Regions from separate parts of the Homo sapiens genome. Here region 2 is linked to region 1. Evidence: read pairs that join two places in POLR2A ChIA-PET (ENCODE). Cell type or tissue: endothelial cell of umbilical vein. All regions are shown on one strand. Each heading gives the region's core, and the rest is flanking DNA. Links, peaks and the distances in the headings are about the cores only. Region 1 overlaps SPG11 (SPG11 vesicle trafficking associated, spatacsin). Region 2 overlaps FRMD5 (FERM domain containing 5).

Region 1 (5,000 bases), core at 1-5,000:
GCTGGAGTGCAATGGGCGCGATCTTGGCTCACTGCAACCTCCGCCTCCCGGGTTCAAGTGATCCACCTGCTTCAGCCTCCCAAGTAGTTGGGATTACAGGTGCATGCCGCCACACCTGGCTATTTTTTTTTTGTATTTTAGTAGAGACAGGATTGCACCATGTTGCCCAGGCTGGTGTTGAACTCCTGAGCTCAGGCAATCCACCTACCTTGGCCTCCCAAAGTGCTAGGATTACAGGCATGAGCCACTGTGCCGGGCCACCTACCTCAAGATTCTAATAGCCCATCTCATGGGCTCTTGTCCTTTGCTGTAAGAATTTTATCGAGGGCCGGGCATGGTGGCTCACACCTGTAATCCCAGCACTTTGGGAGGCCAACGTGGGCAGTTCACCAGGTCAGGAGTTCAAGACCAGCCTGGCCAACATAGTCAAACCCCATCTCTATTAAAAATACAAAAAATTAGCCGGGTGTGGTGGCAGGTGCTTGTAATCCCAGCTACTTGGGAGGCTGAGGCGGGAGAATCACTTGAACCTGGGAGGCGGAGGTTGCAGGGAGCTGAGATCGTGCCACTGCACTCCAGCCTGGGGACAGAGCGAGACTCTGTCTCAAAAAAAAAAAAAAAAAAGGAATTTTACCTAGCTAGCAGCACTGTTCTGGTAGTGTGGCTGTGACCTCACTCACCCCAGGGCTGAGACTCAATCAATTTCAGTTGGATGCGGGCAGCTGCCTCGTGGTTCTCGCCAATCTCCCGGCACATGCTGAAGCACAGGGCAATCATATTGTGCTTTTCACTGTCTCCAGGACGGCAGCGTTTGATGTAGTCCAGCAGGGCTGTTTTCAGGGTACCACTCTGCCCAGAATAAAAGGGAAAAAGCAAGGTGTCAGTCAGGGACTGCAAGGCAGACAGGACTAGCTGAGTCACCTTGTTCTGCATTCCTTAAAAACTCCCAAGAAGAAGAGGAGCAAAAATGAGAATAAATACAAGTTTTATGCTGTCCCAAGTATGAGGAAACAGGCATGTGTGCTTTCCTGTTGGAAGTGTGAAAGGCAAAACTTTTTCTAAAGGGAGAAACCTTAAAAATACACCCGCATAAGCTGATCTAACAATTCCATTTCTAGGAATCTGTCCCTAAAGAGATAAGCAGAGAAAAGTGCTAAGATGAATGTAACAGGGATATTTAATAGCAAACAATGAGAAACAATCCAGATGTCCAAAATAAGGGGAAGAGAATACCATGTAGCCATTAAAACTTATGTAGGAGGATGATTTGTTGATTTGGGAAATAGTCATGATATACTTTGTTAAGTGAGAAAAGCAGGATATTTCATCTCTTCACTGTATAAGTTTTATTAAAATAATTATATATAGATGTTTTCAGGTACATGTGCAAAGAAGGCCTATACCAAATTGTTAGTGACTGTCTCCAGATGGATAGACACTGAGGGCTTTTTCTGTGTTGTTCTGTTTTCCAAGTGTCTTACCTGGAATATGCATTACTTTTGTAATCAGGAAAAAGTTATTAAAATATTTAAATGCAGAAGGAAAACTGCCTCAAAAACAGTTTTAAAAACCCTTGGGGGATCTTGAAGATGCACCTATGTCCAGGACTTGCTCCTCACTTGATGACTAGATTGGTCTGTCCTGAAATTGGCCCAATATTAAAGAGAGATTTTTTTCTGCTTTCTCTCTTAATCCTGCCTGGCTGGGCCCATGTTCCCAGAAGCCAAAGGTGAAATGAGCAGAAGCAATGAATCATCCAAATGTTCTGGAAACAGGTACTGTGAGGAGTATGCTCGGTGTCACAGAGGACACTGAGGACACACGGGCTTGCAGAGCCCAAGACTTAAACAAGTCAGGCCTTTGCTTCCAAGCCGCCTTCCTGTTCATCATCATAAATGGCTCCACAGCTTTTTGGTCTAAACTTTTGTGTTTGATTCCCAACCTGGCTCTTAGCAGCACAATTTTTCACAGTCTCCTGAAAACTCTCCACTCTAAAAGCCCTCAAACAACCTCAGAGCTAGACAATCCACTTTCAGCCTGGCTCAGGGTTTTTGCCCCTGCCAGAGAAGGCATTTAAGACAGTAGAGGCAGGAGACAGAGGCTGAGGTGGAGGAGGACAAACTTATTTTCTTCAGTATTTAGCATCGGCTGGGCACGGTGGCTCATGCCTGTAATCCCAGCATTTTGGGAGGCTGAGATGGGTGGATCACCTGAGGTCGGGAGTTCAAGACTAGCCTGACCAACATGGATAAACCCCATCTCTACTAAAAACAAAAATTAGCCGGGCGTGGTGGTGCATGCCTGTAATCCCAGCTACTTGGGAGGCTGAGACAGGAGAATCACTTGAACCTGGGGGGCGGATGTTGCGCCGAGATCACGCCATTTGCACTCCAGCCTGAGAAACGAGCGAAACTCCGTCTCAAAAAAAAAAAAAAGAAAAAGAAAAAAAAAATATATGGCATCAGCATATTCACGGACTGATCTGAACCAGAATCTGAAGCCACTGGTGACAGTGTATGTCTTGGGGAGGTCCCTAATTCCTTCCCTCCATTTTCCCAAGAGTCTACCCTGACTGAGATTATTCCTGAGAAAAGCTGAGGCTCCTGAATTATCAGCAGTACACCCCATCCTGGAGCTCATTACTTTGCACCTACCGGATCCAACTTCTTCCTCATTAGCACTTCAAAGTAGTGCTTTTTATGCAGCAAATCAAATATGTATGTCATCTCGTTGTACCTTCCAATGCCAGTGAGGAGCCGTACCTGTGAAGTGGGAGGACAGCTCGCATCAGCATCACCTGGAGTCTGGAGTTCTCTGAGCCAGACAACTACCATCAGTGGTTGCTTTCAGATGCCAAGCTCCAGGAGGAGAAGGGCTAATTTCCAGGCTACCATGCTTAGCTCCCTCCCATGTACCCAACAGGGGGCCTCTGGAGGATTCAGAAATGTCAGTCACTGGGCCACCACTGGCTGTTCTTTTTTTTTTTTTTTTGAGATGGAGTCTTGCTCTGTCACCCAGGCTGGAGTGTAGTGGCACGACCTCGGCTCACTGCAACCTCCGCCTCCCGGGTTCAAGCAATTCTCCTGCCTCAGCCTCCCAAGTAGCTGGGATTATAGGCATGTGCCACCATGCCTGGCTAATTTTTGTAGAGACAGGGTTTCACCATGTTAGTCAGGGTGGTCTCCAACTCCTGACCTCAGGCAATCCGCCTGCCTCGGCCTCCCAAAGTGCTGGGATTACAGGCGTGAGCCACCATGAACGGCTTTGCTGTCCTTAAATGTGACTCTCAAGTGCTAAAGTGCCATTCTCCTGGGCAGGCACTCTTCCTCTTTTCACCACTACTCATGACAGTGGCCCAGTAGCTTGCTCAGCCACTCAGGTCAGTTTCAAGCCCAGAGAATTTAGGGAGGCACATGGGAACTGAGTTGCCGACTTACTTCAATTCAGAGATGGGGGGAAGGTCCAAACCTTGTTTTGGGGAAAAATGCAGCTGTCTTAGCCCTCTATCTAGAAAAGTTAACTGCCCTGACTAGGGGGTGGGATGGCCCTGGAACCTGGGAGGGATCTTCTCCCTTTCGCTCCTTTGGAGCAACCTCTGATTCTGACAGAAATGATAACTTGGAGCAGAGGGTTGGGCTGCCCAGCCAACTCTCAAGTAGGTAGTGGTATCCAGATGGGCAGAACCCCCTACGACTACATCAGCTCTGGGCTGGCTCCCACCCTTTCTACTACTCTCAAAGGTTTCCACAGGATGGAGACTGGGGTTGAGGGGGCTACTTACCACCAGCCCATACTCCTCACTGGGGGCCAGGTGGTTATCTGTGAGCATGTGGGCGGCCTGTAGGACTCGGATGATGCCCTCCATGTGGCACGTCAGGGTGAAGCAATGATGGGCCAGGATCAGGAGCTCTGTGGCTGGGAGGGTGGGCACTGGTAAGATAAGATTATGAACCCTGGCTGCCCACTGTCAACCTCTGCCTGGCAGGAGGGAAAAAGGGCCTGGTGGAGAAGGGGCCTGTCTGGAGAGGGCCGTCCCATCAGCCCTCCGAAGTCCCTGAACTTAGCAGCTGTAGCTTTGAGACAGCCCCTTGATGACATCCAAATCATTCTCTCAGTCATGGCACAATCCTCAAAGACAATCATGTAGTGACTGTTTCCCCAAAAGGCCCCCAAAATGAGAACACAGCACCCTCGCCTTCTAAACATGGAGAAACTTTCTGCAGACAAACTGATGGAGTTCCTGCCAACATGAATCCAAGGGCATTCTCTGCTTGTATCCCAGCAAAAGGTCTCAGGGCCTAATCAAGTGCCATTTGGTGTTCTGGCTTTCTAGAGTAGTGAAAGTCTGACATGTACAGATTTAAAAATACTACAATCACTGTAAGCACAATGAAAAGGCAAACTGGGAAAAACACCTGCAATGTGAGGACTGAAGAAGGTTCTCCATCCTTAAAACATGCTGTAGCCTCTGGGCTTTTGCATCTGCAGGGCCCTCTCCAGTCCTACTGACTCCTAAGCATCCCTGACAATGAATCCTTCAGGCCTTCGTTTGGACATTTCGTCCAGAACTCTATCTTGACCCCATCATTCTGGCTCTTACTGTGTATTAAGACCCTAGTCTGAGCTCCAGGAATTGCTTATACACCATATCCTAGATGCTTATAGTGTCTGGCACAAAGTTGGCACTCAGTAAATACTGTTGAACTGGACCGAGAAGAGATAGAGAAGGCTATTTTTATTTAAATTTCTTTTCTTTTTTTTTTTTTTTTTTTGAGATGGAGGCTTGCTCTGTTGCCCAGGCTGGAGTGCAGCGGCGCCATCTCCACTCACTGCGAGCTCCACCTCCCGGGTTCAGGCCATTCTCCTGCTTCAGCCTCCCGAGTAGCTGGGACTACAGGCACCTGCAACCATGCCCGGCTAATTTTTTGTATTTTTAGTAGAGACGGGGTTTCACCGTGTTAGCCAGGATGATCTCGATCTCCTGACCTCATGATCCACCC
Region 2 (17,318 bases), core at 5,404-10,403, 550 kb before region 1:
TGTGCCAAATCACCACTTAGGACTAGGAATTTTTAAATGGTACCATGAGACCCAAGCAAGCCTTACTGAAACTTTTTTTTTTTTTTCAAGACAGGGTCTCACTCTGTTGCCTAGGCTGGAGTATAACAGTGTGATCATAACTCACTGCAGCCTTGAATTCCTGGGCTCAAGTGATCCTCCTGCCTCAGCTTCTTGAGTAGCTAGGACTACAGGCAAGCACCACCATGCCTGGCTACATTTTTACCTTTTGGTTTTTACAGAGCTGGGGTCTCATTATGTTGCCCAGATGGGTCTCAAACTCCTGGTCTCAAGTAACTCTTCTGTCTTGGCCTCCCAAAGTGCTGGAATTATAGGTGTGGGCAACCGTGCCTGGCCCTGAAGGTATTTTAATAGTGCATTTTCTTCTAATAATGAGAAGAATATAAAATATATCTTCTTTTTTGACAGTGTTGCTCTAAGAAAAACTATTCAAAATGGACTCTATTTAAGAGTACAACTCATTTCACTAAGTGAAATAAGGTCATTCTTTTTAATTTCAGAAAAGTCTGTGTCCAAACAAATGTCCTTTGGACCCTTAGTACAGAAATTGCAATAATTTTTGAGACAAAAACTTCAGGGTTGGGCTGCCAAGTCCACATGCTTTCTTTCATGGTTTGCCAGCACAAAGAGTTACTAGGGGAAAATGTTCATTAAATGAGAAAGGTTACGTCATACTGAAGGACTATGCACTTACAGATAGATGGCTTGCCTTTGCCCAGTATTCAAGGATCAGAGTAGCTGTCGTTTTTTCCTTTACTGCAGAATTATTATTTTAAGTAAATGAAAGGTTGATTTATATCTGCATTACATTTATCATCTTGCTAGAGTACAGAGTAAGGTTCAGAATACAATATTCAGATACAGGGAGTGCCTAGATGTGGAGAAGTTCCCGGTTTACAGATAATCTCCAACAGAAAAAGACTAACACCTTGCCTTCCCACCAGTTCATAGGACCCAAAGAAGCATTATCTCTTGCTTCAAAACCCAGCCACTTATCAGTTATGCAAATGAACCTCCTGGTTCTCTCATCCTCTACAGAGCAATCTAATTAAACAGCAACATCTGCAAACCCAGAATGCTGACAAAATGTGGCAGATCTGGTCAGAAAAGAAAAAACCTACCAAAACTACCCATAATATTTGACCAAGAGAACTGAGCAATCTAGTGGGAATTATACCACTGAAGTGTTTTACTAAGAAACCATCAGAGTCCTTATAAGGTAGTTAATATTTATATATACGAATAATGTATTTCTTCATTATACCCTGAAACAGGCCATAGGGATGCAGCAATGGCATTGTGGAAACTACCATTTCTGGCAAATGAAGACTTGGAGGTTGGGCGCAGTGGTTCACAACTGTAATCCCAGCACTTTGGGAGGCCGAGGCAGGTGGATCACCTGAGGTTAGCAGTTCAAGACCAGCCTGGCCAACATGCGAAACCCTGTCTCTACTAAAAATACAAAAAATTAGCCAGGCATGTTGGCATGCACATGTAGTCCCAGCTACTTGGGAGGCCAAGGCAGGAGAATTGCTTGAACCCGGGAGGTGGAGGCTGCAGTGAGCCGAGATTACACCACTGCACTCCAACCTGGGCAAAATAGTGAGACTCCATCTCAAAAACAAAACAAAAAAAAAATGAAGACTTGGGTTCGAGTCTAGCTACTACAATTTTATAAATAGAGTGGCCTTGGATAATAAGAGATAATAATAATAACTGTTGTAGTTCACATAATTTTTTTTTTTTTGAGACAGGGTCTCACTCGGTTTTGCAGGTTGGAATGCAGTGATAAGCCTCCCGAGTAGCTAGGACTACAGGTGCTTGCCACCACACTGGGCTAATTTTTTGTAGAAACAGGTTTTTACCATGTTGCAGGCTTGTCTTGAACTCCTGGGCTCAAGTGATCTGCCCACCTCAGCCTCCCAAAGTGCTGAGATTAAAAGCATGAACTGGCCGGGTGCGGTGGCTCACACCTGTAATCCTAGCACTTTGGGAGGCTGAGGCAGGCAGATCACGAGGTCAGGAGATCAAGACCATCCTGGCTAACACGGTGAAACCCCGTCTCTACTAAAAATACAAAAAATTAGCCGGGCCTGGTGGTGGGCGCCTGTAGTCTCAGCTACTGGGGAGGCTGAGGCAGGAGAATGGTGTGAACCCGGGAGGTGGAGGTTGTAGTGAGCCAAGATAGCGCCACTGCAGTCTGGCCTGGGTGAAAAAGCGAGACTCTGTCTCAGAAAAAAAAAAACAAAAACCATGTACCATGGCACCCGACCTCTGATAGAATTTTTGAGATCAAATGAGATCATGTATCTGCCAGTATTTTGTAAACGGTTAAGGCCTTTCAAATTTTATTTTTTATTATTGTGATTACATTTAACTATTTATTTAGTACATTAGTCACTATGGATTTTAAACACAGTACACTGTGTACACTGATAAATCAGTTGCCATGTATTGAGCTGATTTTGGGCAAGTCATTGATCTAATAGCATTAATCCCCAAATATTTCTTTTTTTTTTTTTTTTGAGACTGGCTCTGTGGCCCAGCCTGGAGTGCATGGTGCGATCTCGGCTCACTGCAAGCTCCGTCTCCCGGGTTCACGCCATTCTCCTGACTCAGCCTCCCAAGTAGCTGAGACTACAGGCGCCCGCCACCATGCCCAGCTAAATTTTTTTTTGTATTTTTAGTAGAAACAGGGTTTCACCATGTTAGCCAGGATGGTCTCGATCTCCTAACCTCGTGATCCGCCCGCCTCATCCTCCCAAAGTGCTGGGATTACAAGTGTGAGCCACCGCACCTGATCAAACATGGCTTTCAAACCCTGCTGCAGTCCCACTGCACAAGAGCTAATTTTTTATATTAGCCTAAGTCCCACTGCCTAGGAAAGGCTAAATGTTTATCCTTTTTTGCTTATAAGGAAAGAGAAAATGGAACTCTGCACATCTATATTAGCATTTAAATCAATATTTTATCTGAGAATATGTTAGGCAGCAGGATTATTTAAGTTAATGTTATCTACTTGAAATATTTGTTCAAAGCACAGGCTGGCATCAAAGTATTTAATATGGTTTAGATCAAGGGATTAGACTGTGACTTAATGCAAATAAACTTCAAAAAGCACTTTTGACGAAAGTTAATATAAATGGAATACATAAACATAAACTATCATTCTTCCTCAAAGGAACAGTTAAGCAGTATACACCAATCTGTTTGTTTCATGCCTCAGTGGGATTTAGGTATTCTAAAAAGGGAGGGGTAACTCCTTTAGTAAAGTGTCGAGCTACTCTTAATGGCTGTCTGCATAAAGTGATGAGAAAAATTTGATTAAGTTTGGGCATGTGAGTAATTAATTCTCAGCAAGGAAATCTGATAGGGGCCTTTGCAAATAGAACACTGAAAAAAAGTATCACTTTGGGGGCATAATCATTAAAAATGTCCTGTCACTAAGTTCTCAATCTATTCACTTGTTTAATTCTCAGTCCACAGGCACAGGTCTGTGGCTGCACCCCTAAGAATTCTAGTCTGACTCAAGGAGTGAGACAAAGTGTACAGGGCAGGAGGAGAAAGCCCTGGCTTCCATGGCCCTAATCCTTTCTTTTTCCATTCTTCTTTATCATCTGGTCAAATAGAGACTTTTGCCCTGTAAATCCCAAGCCAGCACTGTCTCCTTGTCCTCCATGTTTTGGTCTTACTGACCTAGGCAGTTTATTTCCAGAGAAATAATTTTTGGCATATTAAAATAGCTAAGAGGGAGAGAGATGGCTAACAGTCGATGTGGGTATACATTTCTTTTCTTTTCTTTTTTTTTTAGATAGAGTCTCACTCTGTCACCCAGGCTGGAGTGCAGTGGCTGATCTCAGTTCACTGAAACCTCTGCCTCCTGGGTTCAAGCGATTCTCCTGCCCTAGCCTCCCAAGTAGCTGGGACTATAGGCATACACCACTACATCCGGCTAATTTTTGTATTTTTAGTAGAGACGGAGTTTTGCCATGTTAGCCAGACTGGTCTTGAACTCCTGACCTCGGTGATCCACCCACTTCGGCCTCCAAAAGTTCTGGGATTACAGATGTGAGCCATCATGCCTGGCTGATGTGGGCATATATTTCTAATGCATTTATGATTGCCTGTTTTCTGCAGACCATATTTCACCCAATTTTGTAAATCCTAGAGTTTATATTTTTATTAGCACAGCTAGTACATACAGTGACTATCTATTAAATGCTTACTGATGATGATCTAACACCATCATCCAAGATGCCCTGGAAAATAATATCAAAGAAGGGTTTTTAATAATCAGAAAGGCTAGTCAAAATATCTTTGGCATCCTGTTAAAAAAAAAAAAAGAAAGGGCCAGGCACGGTGCCTCACACCTGTAACCTCAACACTTTGCAAGGCCGAGGCTGGTGGATCACCTCAGATCCGGAGTTCGAGACCAGCCTGGCCAACATGGTGAAACCCCATCTCTACTAAAAATACAAAAAATTTGCTGGGTGTGGTGGTGGGCACCTGTAATCCCAGCTACTTGGGAGGCTGAGGCAGGACAATCGCCTGAACCCGGGAAGCGGAGGTTGCAGTGAGCTGAGATTGACCCATTGCATTCCAGCCTGGGCAATGAGAGCAAGAGTCTGTCTCAAAAAAAAAAAAAAAAAAAAAAAAGGAAAAGAAAAGAAAAGAAAAAAGAAAGAAAGAAAAAAAAGAACAAGCACTAAAATCCTTGGCACGGTGTCTAATACCAAACATTTCCCACTTAATTTTTCTGTTCTCTAAATGTTGTATTTGTTATCATTATGAGCAGATATGCATCTTTTGAGTGCAAGAAATCTATTTCTGTAATATTTTCCAGAACACCTAGCACTGAACCAGGCAAATGAGACTGCAAAATATTTATTTATAAAGAAATAAAATAAATATATGTTTTCTTTGAATGAAACAAATTATCTATATACGAATCCTTATCTCTATTAGAGTCCTTTAACCAACCAACATATGAGGTAAATACATTCAGTATATGGTATGATATCATATCATATCTTTTTTTTTTCTTTTTCTGAGACAGGGTTTTGCTCTGTTGCCCAGGTTGGAGTGCAGTGGTGCGATCTTGGCTCACCATTTCATAATATATCTTAATAAGACCACTTTACATCTGCTTAATGCTGCTTGTTCATAAAGTGGTTTCAGCTTTGTTATCACGTTTGCTCTTCCCTCACCCCAGTATTGTAGCAGCATAGGTCTGTTGTCCTCAATTTACAGATGAGAAATTGAGACACTGAGAAGTTATATATCTTCATTTGTTCAACAGCTAGGCACTTTTCTAGGTGCCAGATTTACAGTGATGAACAAGACAGAGTTCCTGCTCCTAGGATGCTTACTCAGTAGTGTGTTTGTAAATTTTTAAAAACTAGCTCCTCAAATGTGGGTCACCATGAATGTATGAATTAGTATATTTTTTAACAACTAAGACAAAAGTAAAGCAAAAAACTGTACGTTGGAGCTTTATTAATTTATTAATCATATGAGTGACTTCTTTGCTAAATCAATGAATAATTTTCCCATACTGGAAGAATATTTCTCAATCTTTTGTGCTATTCACAAGTAATAGCTATAGAGAATGAATTATTAACATTTTCTTCATCACTTTCTTGAGTCTAGACAATCAACAAAACAATAAATCAAGCCCTGATTTGTAGTGTTTGTTGATTTCAGTGGTGTAAGTACTTCTATCACAGGTAATTTCAAGCTATCAACATGAAATCACTGAACTCAGAGTTGGCGAAAAAATGCAGTGGTACACCATTACATAAGATTTCCATCATTTAGATATAATAGATACAAATATCTCAAGAGAATAGATAACCATAAAATGATTAGCTTTGTGTATTTATTTTGTTTTTAATATAACTTGGCCTGGTGCAGTGGCTCACACCTATAATCCCAGCACTTTAGGAGGCCAAGGCAGCTCATTTGAGTCCAAGAGTTTGAGACCAGCCTGAGCAACATGGCTAAACCCAGTCTCTACAAAAAAATACAAAAATTAGCCAGGTGTGATGGTGTGCATCTGTGGTCCCATCTACTCGGGAGGCTGAGATGGGAGGATTGCCTGAGCCTGGGAGGCAGATGTTGCAGTGAGCTGAGATTGCAACACTGCACACCAGCCTGGGCAAGACCCTGTCTCAAATATACATATATATGTAAGTTTTTAGTTCATATAGTTTAATTTTTAATAATTTCTGTGCCTTAAAACCAGCTCATAAAAGGTAACTAACTCAGCATGGGAGGAAATATTTGCAATGCATATAGCTGATAAGGGATTAATATATATAACATATAAGGAACACCTACAACTCAATAACCCAAAAGGCCAAACAATTTTATTTTAAAAATAGGCAAAGGGCTTGAACATTTTCCCAAAGAAGATATACAAATTGCCAGCCAGTGAGCACATGAAAAGATGATCAACATTACCAATCATTAGGGAAATGCAAATCAAAACCACAATAAAGTACTACTTTGCATCTACTAGGATGGCTATTACTAAAAAAAGAGAAAGAATAACAAATGTTGCTGAAGATGTGGAGAAACTAGAACTCTTATATATGTAAAATGATACAGCTGCTATGTAAAATGTTATGGTCGCTCCTCAAAAATTAAACATGGAATTACCATACAATCCAGCAATTCCACTTCTCGGTATATATTCAAAAGAATTGAAAACCAAGATTCAAACAGGTATTTGTACACCACTATTCAGAGAAGCATTCTTCACAATAGCCAAAAGGTGGAAACAACCCAAATATCCATCAACAAATACACAAAATGTAGTATGTAAATACAATGGAATAGTATTTAGCCTTAAAAGGAATAAAATTCTGGTACATGCTACAAGATAGACGAACCTTGAAAACATTATGCTAAGTGAAATAAGCCAGACACAAAAGGAAAAATAATGAATAATATCTACTTACATGAGGTACACTCAGTAAATTCATAGGGACAGAAAGTAGAAGAGTGGTTACTTGGGTCTGTGAGGAGGGAGTAATAGTTTCTGTTTGGGATGATTAAAAAGCTCTGAAAATGGATAATAGTGATGGCTTCATGACCATGTGTATGTACTTTAAAAATAGCTAAAACTATAAAGTTTATGTTATGTATATTTTAATATAATACAAAAGAGGGCAGGCGGCTGGGTGCAGTTGCTCATGCGTGTAATCCAGCACTTTGGCAGGATGAGATTGGGGGATCACTTGAGGCCAGGAGTTTGAGACCAGCCTGGCCAACATGGTGAAACACCATCTCTACTAAAAAAAAAAAACATACGAAAATTAGTTGGGCGTGGTGGCATGTACCTGTAATCTCAGCTACTCGGGAGGCTGAGACAGGAGAATCACTTGAACCTCGGAGGCAGAGGTTGCAGTGAGCTGAGATTGCACCACTGTACTCCAGCCTGGGCAACAGAGCAAGACTCTGTCCCCACTCCACCAGAAAAAAAAAAAAAAAAAAAAAAAGAGGGCAGGTAATCATGAATATTCTTACACTTGAATAATTTTAAAAGAAAAAAAGCTCATGAGATTGCCAAAAATTTAACAATCGTATTTTGTGGGCCAGGATAGGCTGGTTCCAGGATTCCAGTGAGCTTACTTTCCTTCTAATGGAGAGGAAGAAAGAGACTTGCTCAGGGACACATGTGAAATGGAAGAGCCAGCCCTGACTCTAGACCATCTGAGTAGTCTAGCACTATTTCCACAGCTGCATACCGTTTTTCATATAGTCAAGTAACTATCAGATTAATGTTACAAAGTTTTGGGTTATATGCATTTGTTACAGAATGGCTTCAGGTAGATCAGAAAAATGACCCTGGAGGTTAAGAACATGGTGATTTGGAAAAAAGCAATGGGGCAAATTTGAAGGAGAAGAAATGTTGGGGAGAGGAGTGAGAGGAGCTCAGAGGTCCAGTAGCTTATCTGTTAGATATGTATTTATGCAAAAATAGGGGCAAGGGGACACAAAAAGCCCCAGTCTTTGGGCCACACCAGTTATGTACACTCCTGGGTTGAGGTCAGGGGTCTACAAGAGACGTTCTTGCCCCTGAAATGTAGTTACCATCTAGATGATACCTGAAGACACTCCCATTTCCCCTCAATTTCCCCAGGTCCCCCAGTATCTCCCCATCTGGAGGTTGTTACAGGAATTGCTTGCAAATGAGGCAGTGAGAGTTATAACCTGACATAGGAGTCCTAAGCTATAATGTTGAAATAACATTTTACTCAGAGGAAATGACATGTACAAAGGCTCAGAGGCCAGACAAGTAAGCCAAGGGGCTGTGGACAGAAAACAGGGAGGTGGCAATAGGCAGAACATTACAAAGCACCTTGAGCTTAATAATACGGAACTTTCTTTGTGGGAAAGAGCCTGTTTTAGTACAAAACCTTTTCATTTATTTCTTTTAAAGAAATAAGCTCCTCTCAACTTAAACGTCTAGACTTAAAAACTGTAGAGTGTATTTTTAAAGCCTCTTTTAAAGTAAATTGGACTTGTTTGCAGTCCATACACATTCCCACCAGTGATCCTCCAGTAGTCTAAAAACAAAATTACAAGAATTGGCAAACACTAAAGTCTTCAGTAATATAAAATTTACAGTATTTGAATGTCACTTTTTACTATATTAAAATGGATCATTTTAAAGCTCAGGTTATTAACTGATTATAAATTATGGAACATTAATGCTTTCAGGACACAAGGGCAGTACTTTGTGAATTTCTGAGAATCAGCATGATATCAAGAAAGAAGATAACCTTTCTTTACCTTCCTAGGTCTCGTTTTCCATATCTAGTGGCTGGCCTAACAAGACCTGCCTTGCAAGGTTGTTGGATGTGAAGGATATGAAGTATATGTAGCACCTAGCAATAAATAAGCACTCAGTAAATTGTGACTGCTATTACCATTGTGAACATAAATGAAATTTTAATTCAATAAACATTTGTTAAGTGTTACAATGTACAGTTGGAATCTAGGTTTCTTTCATCTTTTGTTTTACATTATTAATATTTTAATCATAGAGAAAAGTACAGAAAATAAACACCAGATGTGTGGCAGATCATTTGTTTTAACTCCCTATGATTTTTTTTTTTATGATTTTCGACTGTATGAAAATATCACAATTTGTCCATCCCCCTCATAATATTGGCACTAAACATGTCTCCTGGGAGAATTTCTTTAAGATATATATTAAGAAGTGGAATTGCTGAGTCACAGGGTATGATAACCTTCACAACACCAGAGTGTTCTCCAGAGTGGCATATCATTTTCTTTTGTACCTAGCATTGTGCATTTTAGGTGCATTCTCATTTAGCAAAACTACATGTCAGGCATTTTAATTTTTGCCAACATTACAGGTTTGAAATGGTATCTCATCTTTTAACTTATATTTCCCTAATTGCTAATAAAGTTATCATTTCATACGTTTTTTCCTATTACAGGTTACCCTTAAGTAAACTTCCTGTTCATTTCTTTTGATCATTTCTTAAATTGGGGAATTGGTTCATTTTTTAAAAATTGATTTGTGGAATTTTAAAAACATATTCTGGCTCTGAATTCTTTGCCAGTAAAATAAAATACGAATATCTTCTCAAAGTCTGTTATTTTTATCTTTGTTTATAGTAAGCATGGGTTTTCTCATCCATAAAATGTAAATAAAAACATCTACTTCATGTGATAAAATACCTGAAAGCTCTTAGTCAAGTGTCAGGCACAGATTATACATTCAGTAAAAGTGAGTTTCCTCCATTTGCCCTCAACCTACATCCTCACTCAATTCATAAGTGAGTAATAGGGGAATGGTTTATAGGTATGAGATCTGGAGAGTAACAGATTTGCTTTTAAATCTCAACTTTACCAAACTAGCTGTATGAATTTGGCCCACCTAGCTCAAGCTCTTTCAGCCTCAACTTCCTCATTTGTAGAAGTGGGGTAGTAATACTTAACTCACAGTGGTATTGTGAGGAATAGAGTTTAATCCAGTGGCTGGCCAACAGAAAGTTCTCAACATATGGTAGCTGCTACCACCATCACCATTATTAGGGGGGATACAAATATATACAAATAACTATAATATAGAACAAAATATCATTAAAACTCCCTATGAAAAAAATAATTAAATGCTATTGGAATGTAGACATGGGAAGAGGTAACGTCTAGCTAGGGGTTAAGAGAGAGTGAATGGAGGCTTCATAGAGGAAATGCCATTTAAATGGACATTAAAGGAAGTTAGATATTGATAAGAAGGATATTCTAGCAAACAAAAGAGATGCATGGGAGAATGTACACACACACATATATATACACACACACAAATATATGTAATTATATGTATTATATCTAATATCTTATACATCTATGCAGTCTGCCAAAGTATAGGAACAACTGAGTAAGTCAACATCAGAAGCAAGTCTTCATTTTTCAGGTTATTAGGGTACTCTATGCATTAAATGGTAACTCATAATTTAATTAGTATTCTAAGTATAAATGTGAAATGCTGTTGACTTTGGAATAAAATTTGGTACAGTAGGATCTGTGGAAGAATTAGAGCTGGGAGTGTTAAGAAAATAGGGAGTATTAAATATGAATAGTATACAGAAAGCCAACAGATATGGATGCCCACTGAATGACAGGTGAGGAGCCTACCACTCTTGAGAGCCAGGCTTGGTGGCTGCTCACTTACCGCCTTTCTGGGAATCAGCAACATATGATTTTCTTTGTTAAACAGGATAAGTTCTGAAACCTGATCCAGGAAAATCACACCTTTTCTCATTCACTTTACTTATACAGGCTCTGGCAATTATGGTCAGCCTAATTTCCTTCCACCCTCCTTAATTCCTTTTTTTGGTGGGGCAGGGTGGGGCAGAGTCTCACTCTGTCACCCAGGCTAGAGTGCAGTGGCACCATCTCAGCTCTCTGCAACATCTGCCTCCTGGGTTCAAGTGATTCTCGTGTCTCAGCCTCCTGAGTAGCTGGGACTACAGGCATGTACCACCAAGCCTGGCTCATTGTTTTTGTATTTTTGGTAGAGACAGGGTTTCGCCATGTTGGCCAGGCTGGTCTCAAACTGCTGACCTCAAGTGATCCACCCGCCTTGGCCTCCCAAAGTGCTGGGATTGCAGGCATGAACCCCCACATCTGGCCTCTCTCTTTCTTGATAGAAACAAATTTCATTCAGTATGTTTTGTCTTAAGCAAAAAGTTCCACTCATTACCCTCTTCTGTCATACCTATTCTACGATTTAAAATAGCATTTGACTGTATTAAAATACACTAGATTAACTATTACTGTATTTCTCATGTTCTATCTAGTTTTTTTCCCTTTCCACATTTATAGCACATGAACAATTACTTTAAAAGTGATTTGGCCCTACATTGTTGCTTTTCTTCACAGCTTATTATTTATTTACTCAAGAGAACTGAACTACGAATCTGTTATCAGATTCAGTTGCAAGCCCTGTCTATCACAATAAAGTATCCGAAGTTAGGACTATTATTTTTTCTTAGCAAACCCAAGGTTTGAGCATGATGAAATGATTTTTCTCAAACAGAAAATGGTGGGCAGTTCTATATACAAACCAGAAATATATCAGCAGGGAAATTCCAACCACTCAAATCCAGAGGAATCCTAAGCATTTCTAAAGGAAAAAGCTACTATATTTTTCTTTTTCCAAAATTTATTCTGCTCATGGTGATTACCATGTGTGCACAGATTAGCTAAAATGATCACTGTGGGATCAACAGTTCTTTCTTCATTGTCTACCAGTTCTTTTGCTTGCCTCTGGCGTAAGTAAATAAACAGGTGTATTCACCACTAAATAAATCTTACATGTTTACAAATTCCTAAAATACAATGCAATAAAAAATAGCAAGAAGAATCTGTGGTGTTTGTTGGAATCTGAGCTATATCGCTTGCATCCACACAAATAAAGACAGAAAGGATCCCATGGTTGTTCACAAACTGTGGACAATGACCCTGGGATCACAACCCAGAATTAACCCACCACTGAATAGGGTTAGTACCTTCTTCTCTATATTACGTCCCTATAACAATGTCACAATCTTAAAATAAGACTTTCTATCCTTTAATTACTAATTTTCACCTGGATATGCTGTATGCATAGCATTTATTTCCATAACGATGGTCACTTCTTTCTCCAGAGCAAAAAACAAACACAACAACAACAAAAACAAAAAAAACCCAAAAAAACTAGAGGTTAGAATATTTTCCATATTTAGTTCCTCTTGTTATGTAACATGGAATATTTGGAAAGAATTAAGTCAGCTTTGCTGCAGTAACAACCCCAAATCTTCATGTTTATAAGGACAAAATTTTCTCACTACAGTGCAGTTTGGATTCAGGTCAGGGGCAGCTTGGTTTCTGTTACATGACTCTTATTCTGCGACCCTTGCAGAAGCAACAGCCCTGATTTTGGTCATGCCACTTTCACGGCAGAAGGAATAAAGAGGGCTGGTGGAAACCTGTGCTGACTTTCTTTTCTAGTTTTTTTTTTTGTTTTTTTTTTTTTTTCCGAGACAGAGTCTCGCTCTGTTGCCCGGGCTGGAGTGCAGTGGTGCCATCTCAGCTCACTGCAACCTCTGCCTCCTGAGCGATTCTCTTGCCTCAGCCTCCCGAGTAGCTGGGACTACACGTGCGTGCCAACACAACCAGCTAATTTTTCATATTTTTAGTAGGGACAGGGTTTCACTGTGTTAGCCAGAATGGTCTCTATCTCCTGACCTCATGATCTGCCCTCCTCGGCCTCCCAAAGTGCTGGGATTACAGGCATGAGCCACCGCGCCCGGCCCTGTGCTGACTTTCAAAACTTCTGCCCAGATGTGGTCTATATCATATCTGTTCACACGTCACTGGCCAAAGAAAGTCACACATTTAAGCCTAACATCAATGGGGCAAGGATGTGTACTCCTCTCATAGGAGGTGTTGCATATCACACGGAAAAGGAAGGGAGAATGAACAAGCAGAGAAAAATATAATCTATGACATGCAGGAAAACAGTAGTTTATAAGCGAAAAGTCATCTTAAAGACTTTTCCAAAATACTTTTTCTCCCTTTTCTATATCAACCAACATGCCCATACAAAAGGGAGTGTAGAGGAGATATTCCATCCAACTATAACTGCCATGCTAGGTCTATGGCAAGAGAAGGATATAATGTAGGAAAAAGTCCTTCCAGACTTCCAGACTATGCGAGATGGAAGTGCAGCAAAGCAACACTGATTTCCTCAGCCTGGAGATAAATCAGTTTGTTAAATAAGTGAGGATAAAATCAAAGGCCAAGTGCCCACTCCTTCTTCATGTTTGGGAGTCTAGAGAAGATCAACTCTCAGGCAGCCTCCACCACAACATGGTGCACAGAAACAGTGACTCAGCGTTGTAGCAGGTCTGGTAGAGAAGTGTCTGAGGTTCAGGTTTCCTGAGCCCCCATAGTTCCCATAAGGCACAGATACTGAGAGATTATAAGAGGATGAACTGGATGGCAGACACACCAGAGGCTCAGGGGGGTGCAACCAGAAGTCAGGGGGAGGCCCAGGTAGCCAGAGTGCTACTGGGTTCTGAGCAAGCAGCCTACAGCCACATATTTCAGCCCTAAATGACAGCAGAACAAGCAGCACTAAAGTGGATGAGGGACCTTGCCCCTGAGACCAGGAGACACCTATGGCCATCATTTATGACACTACCCCAAGGGACTGTCTGAATTACTGGATCAGTTTAAGCTTTAAACTAGACTGGATATTTAGGTAATTTTTCTCTCCTGGTCTCAGGATAAAGGCTGTAAAGACATTGACAAAGAAGTGACATTTTCTCTGAGGAAGGCTCAAAGAAATAGACTAAACCATTTCTATTTTATTTACCACTACATCCACTGCTTTAACAGTGCCTGACATAAGTAGGTATTCAACAAATATTTGCCAAATGAAGGAATGAATAAGAGGCCATAGTGAGAGGAAACTGATCAACTAGCAAAGCTATGATAGAAATACCAGGCAGGCTGAATTGAAAAAACAATGCCAGTTCCATTTTGGCACCAAGCCAAAAAAGTCCCCACTTCACTCCTAAAACAAGTTTGTAACCTTTATGGAATGGCTCCTGCCACCATATTTAACTTACATTTGGTTCACTGTTTAAAGCCCTTCGGATAACACTGCTGCATCCTTTTGCTTCAAGGAAAAAAAAAAACCAGAACCACAAATAGCTGTGCAGGATTTCGACCTTGCAGTCACAATAAGAAAGCAGCAATAGGAACCAGAATGGGTGATGTCTGAACCAATAAACTAACTCTGGTGTTTAGCAGCAACTTTATTTTACCTGCCCCAGGATAATTTCAGTGTTAAAGCTATTAAACCTATAGGTATTCTAGTGGCTAGGATTAGTAAACAGAACATAACAGGGAACAGTACAGAGAAAATATGGTAACTAAAATACAAGCTTATACAGGATTGAGGTGGAGACACAGGCTGACATATGCTGACATGGTAACTAAAACACAAGGCTATATAGGATTGAGGTGCAGACATATTCAATCACTGTACTTTCCACAGTAAATTTGTTTCTCAACACTCTAGCAATAACATTAAAATTACCTATCAGGCTTTAAAACAGAACAGATGCTTAGAGATTCCGATTCAGTAGGTCTGGGGTGGAGCATACGCAATGCTAATTTTTAGTAACGTCTCAGGTGATTCTGATGCATGGCCACAGCATTCTGCAAGTGAGAACACCTGAAGAACATCATCAGTAAACACTGAAAGAACTTATGAATGAAAAGCCTCTTTGAATTATATATTTTTTGAGTATGGACTATGTTTTATTCATTTTTGTACTCTAGCCTCCAATGTTTCTGGTAATTAAAGAATAAGTGAACAAACAAATCACAAATTCTCTGCCTTGGTAGCCTGATGCTCTCAAAGAGACTGGAACATGGGAAACAAAAAAGTTGACAGCTGATGTTGTAAATCTGTACTTCCTGGAACAGAATTCCTGGCATAACTTTAGGCAGACTAAATGGGAATGAACATGTGTGATCATTACAACACTGATTTTTTTTTTTTACAAAATTAATTTTTGTTGAACTGGGGTGAGGGGTGAGGGAAGGAGGGGAAATTGGTGCTCTAATAAGATTTACGTATCCAAATCCCATACCCAGAGTCAGATTATGAAGAGCAGAATCACAAAGCCACTCCATTTATAAATCCTGATTCTGCCCTCTACTGTTTGTTTATTTTTGTATTTACTTCTCCTTGAGCAACAGTATAATGTACAACTGAAAATACTTAGTGTTACTGACAAGATTTATAATTCAGCACTACTTTATGTGTTAATGACTTCAAAGCCCTGGATGAATAAAGCGAACAGGGATTGACTCAGTGAAACTTCTAGCTTCCTGTAAACTTCATTCATTCTCAAGCTTAATGGAAACAAAACCCTATGCTAGGAAAAAGCAAGTATGTTTCCCTTTCTGAGTCTCCCTAGTTAAACACTATAATCAATGGCAACTCCACCTTGTAGCAAAGCTCAGTGATACCATGGATCCCATTACAATCCCCAAAAAGGAGAAGGTGAAGGAGGAGGAAGATGGAAGTTTGGCATGGTTTGACTCTGTCTCCACAAAATCTGCAGTCTTTCTGTCACCCTCACACTTGAAGTTACGTGGAAAGGAAGAAGAGGGAAGTGCTGGATGAGAGAAACTTAAGAGTGCAAAGTCTGAAAAAGATAGGAGAGAGAATAATGGTCTGAACTAAATAGGCAGAAGAAATCTATTCTCTATTAAAACAACAAGAATTTGCCGAAGCAGGTTTTCCAAAAGAGACCAGAAAAAGAAAAAAAAAAAGAAGCCCTAAAGTGATGCAGGAGGAGTGTCAGTCAGTCTGACTGGGTCTCCTAGTCAAAAGCTCTGGCCAAGTGACTAGATACTCACATGCTCTACAACCCTAGTGAGGAGTGCTTTGGGCTCCCACCTGCCTGGATGGATGGGTGCTGCACACTCAGCTACCTGCTTGGGTGATAAAAATAATTAGAATAGTGGTGTAGATGAAGGTTGAAGTCCTTGAAAAGTGCAAGAATATAAAGTTCTGCCCAGGGCCCCTCTTCCACAGGGGAGAAAAAAAAGCCACACACAACTGGATATTACAGTTATCCCATCATTTCTCTATGAAAATATAAAAACAAAATTAATGTTTGTCTTAGTCCATTTGGGCTTCTGTAACAAAATACCATAACCTGGGTGGCTTATAAACAACAGAAATTTATTTCTCATAGTTCTGGAGGCTGAGAATCTAAGATTAAGGTGCCAGCCATTCATGGTGTCTGGTAAGGGCCCTCTTCTTGGTTCATAGATGGTGCCTTCTTAATATGTCCTTACATGGTGGAAGGGGAGAAATCTGGTATCTTCAACCCCTTATAAGGTCATTAATCCCAATCATGAGTACTCTATCCTCATGACCTAACCACCTCCCGAAGGCCCCATCTTCTAATACCATCACACTGGGGATTAGGTTTCAACATATGAATTTTGCAGGGTACAAACATGTTCAGTCCATGGCAATGTTAACCCCTTTTGGTCCTATTTCACGTAGTCCAGTATTTGGTGGCTATTTTCATGATATTCCCCAATCATCTTATCCTTACATCTGCCTTAACTTTAAGATTACTTGAACGTTAGAGAAACTAAAAATGGGGACATCTTTCATTTTTATCAAATGATTATTCTGCTCCAACTCTATAGATTATAGATGCAAATCTTTATGGATCAGGTCCCTTGAGAGCTATTTTAAAATTCAAGCAGGGTAGAAAATAATTCCTGCAAGTCTACAGTACCCAAAACAGCATAGTACTGGTACTAAAACAGGCACATAGACCAATGGAACAGAATAGAGAGCCCAGGAATAAGGCTGCACATCTATGACCATCTGATCTTCAACAAAGCTGACAAAAACAAGCAACGGGGAAAAAGACTCCCTATTCAATAAATGGTGGTGGGAAAACTGTCTATCCATATGCAGAAGATAGAAACTGGACCCCTTCCTTACATTATATACAAAAATCAACTCAAGATGGATAAAGACTTAACTGTAAAACCCAAAACTATGAAAACCCTGGAAGACAACCTAGGCAATACCATCCTGGACATAGGAACAAGCAAAGATTTCATGACAAAGATGCCAAAAGCAATTGCTATGAAAGCAAAAATTGACAAGTGGGATCTAATTAAACTGAAGAGCTTCTGCAGAC

The links. ChIA-PET counts read pairs that join two places held together with the same protein. Peaks named below come from ENCODE experiments on the same cell type or tissue, not always from the same donor. Only the 100,000 strongest peaks of a DNase experiment are listed, where the experiment ranks them.
Region 2: POLR2A ChIA-PET joins it to region 1 with 6 read pairs; 3 of 35 experiments call an interaction of 5 or more read pairs at or near these places.

The regions. Positions count from the first base shown.
Region 1 is chr15:44,566,744-44,571,743 of GRCh38, forward strand. It overlaps SPG11 (SPG11 vesicle trafficking associated, spatacsin), which reads right to left. Exons shown (of 40, transcript NM_025137.4): 34 at 3,782-3,915; 35 at 2,655-2,762; 36 at 681-849. Among named protein-coding and RNA genes, the nearest start is that of EIF3J, 32 kb to the left of the region's middle. In endothelial cell of umbilical vein, for the core only: no CTCF peak of the experiment used is centred there; no DNase peak of the experiment used is centred there.
Region 2 is chr15:44,015,067-44,032,384 of GRCh38, forward strand. All of the region lies in intron 1 of FRMD5 (FERM domain containing 5), which reads right to left. Among named protein-coding and RNA genes, the nearest start is that of FRMD5, 170 kb to the right of the region's middle. RefSeq lists a silencer at 6,069-6,283. In endothelial cell of umbilical vein, for the core only: a CTCF peak has its summit at 8,231; a DNase peak (open chromatin) is centred at 8,315; H3K27ac peaks cover 1,385 bases.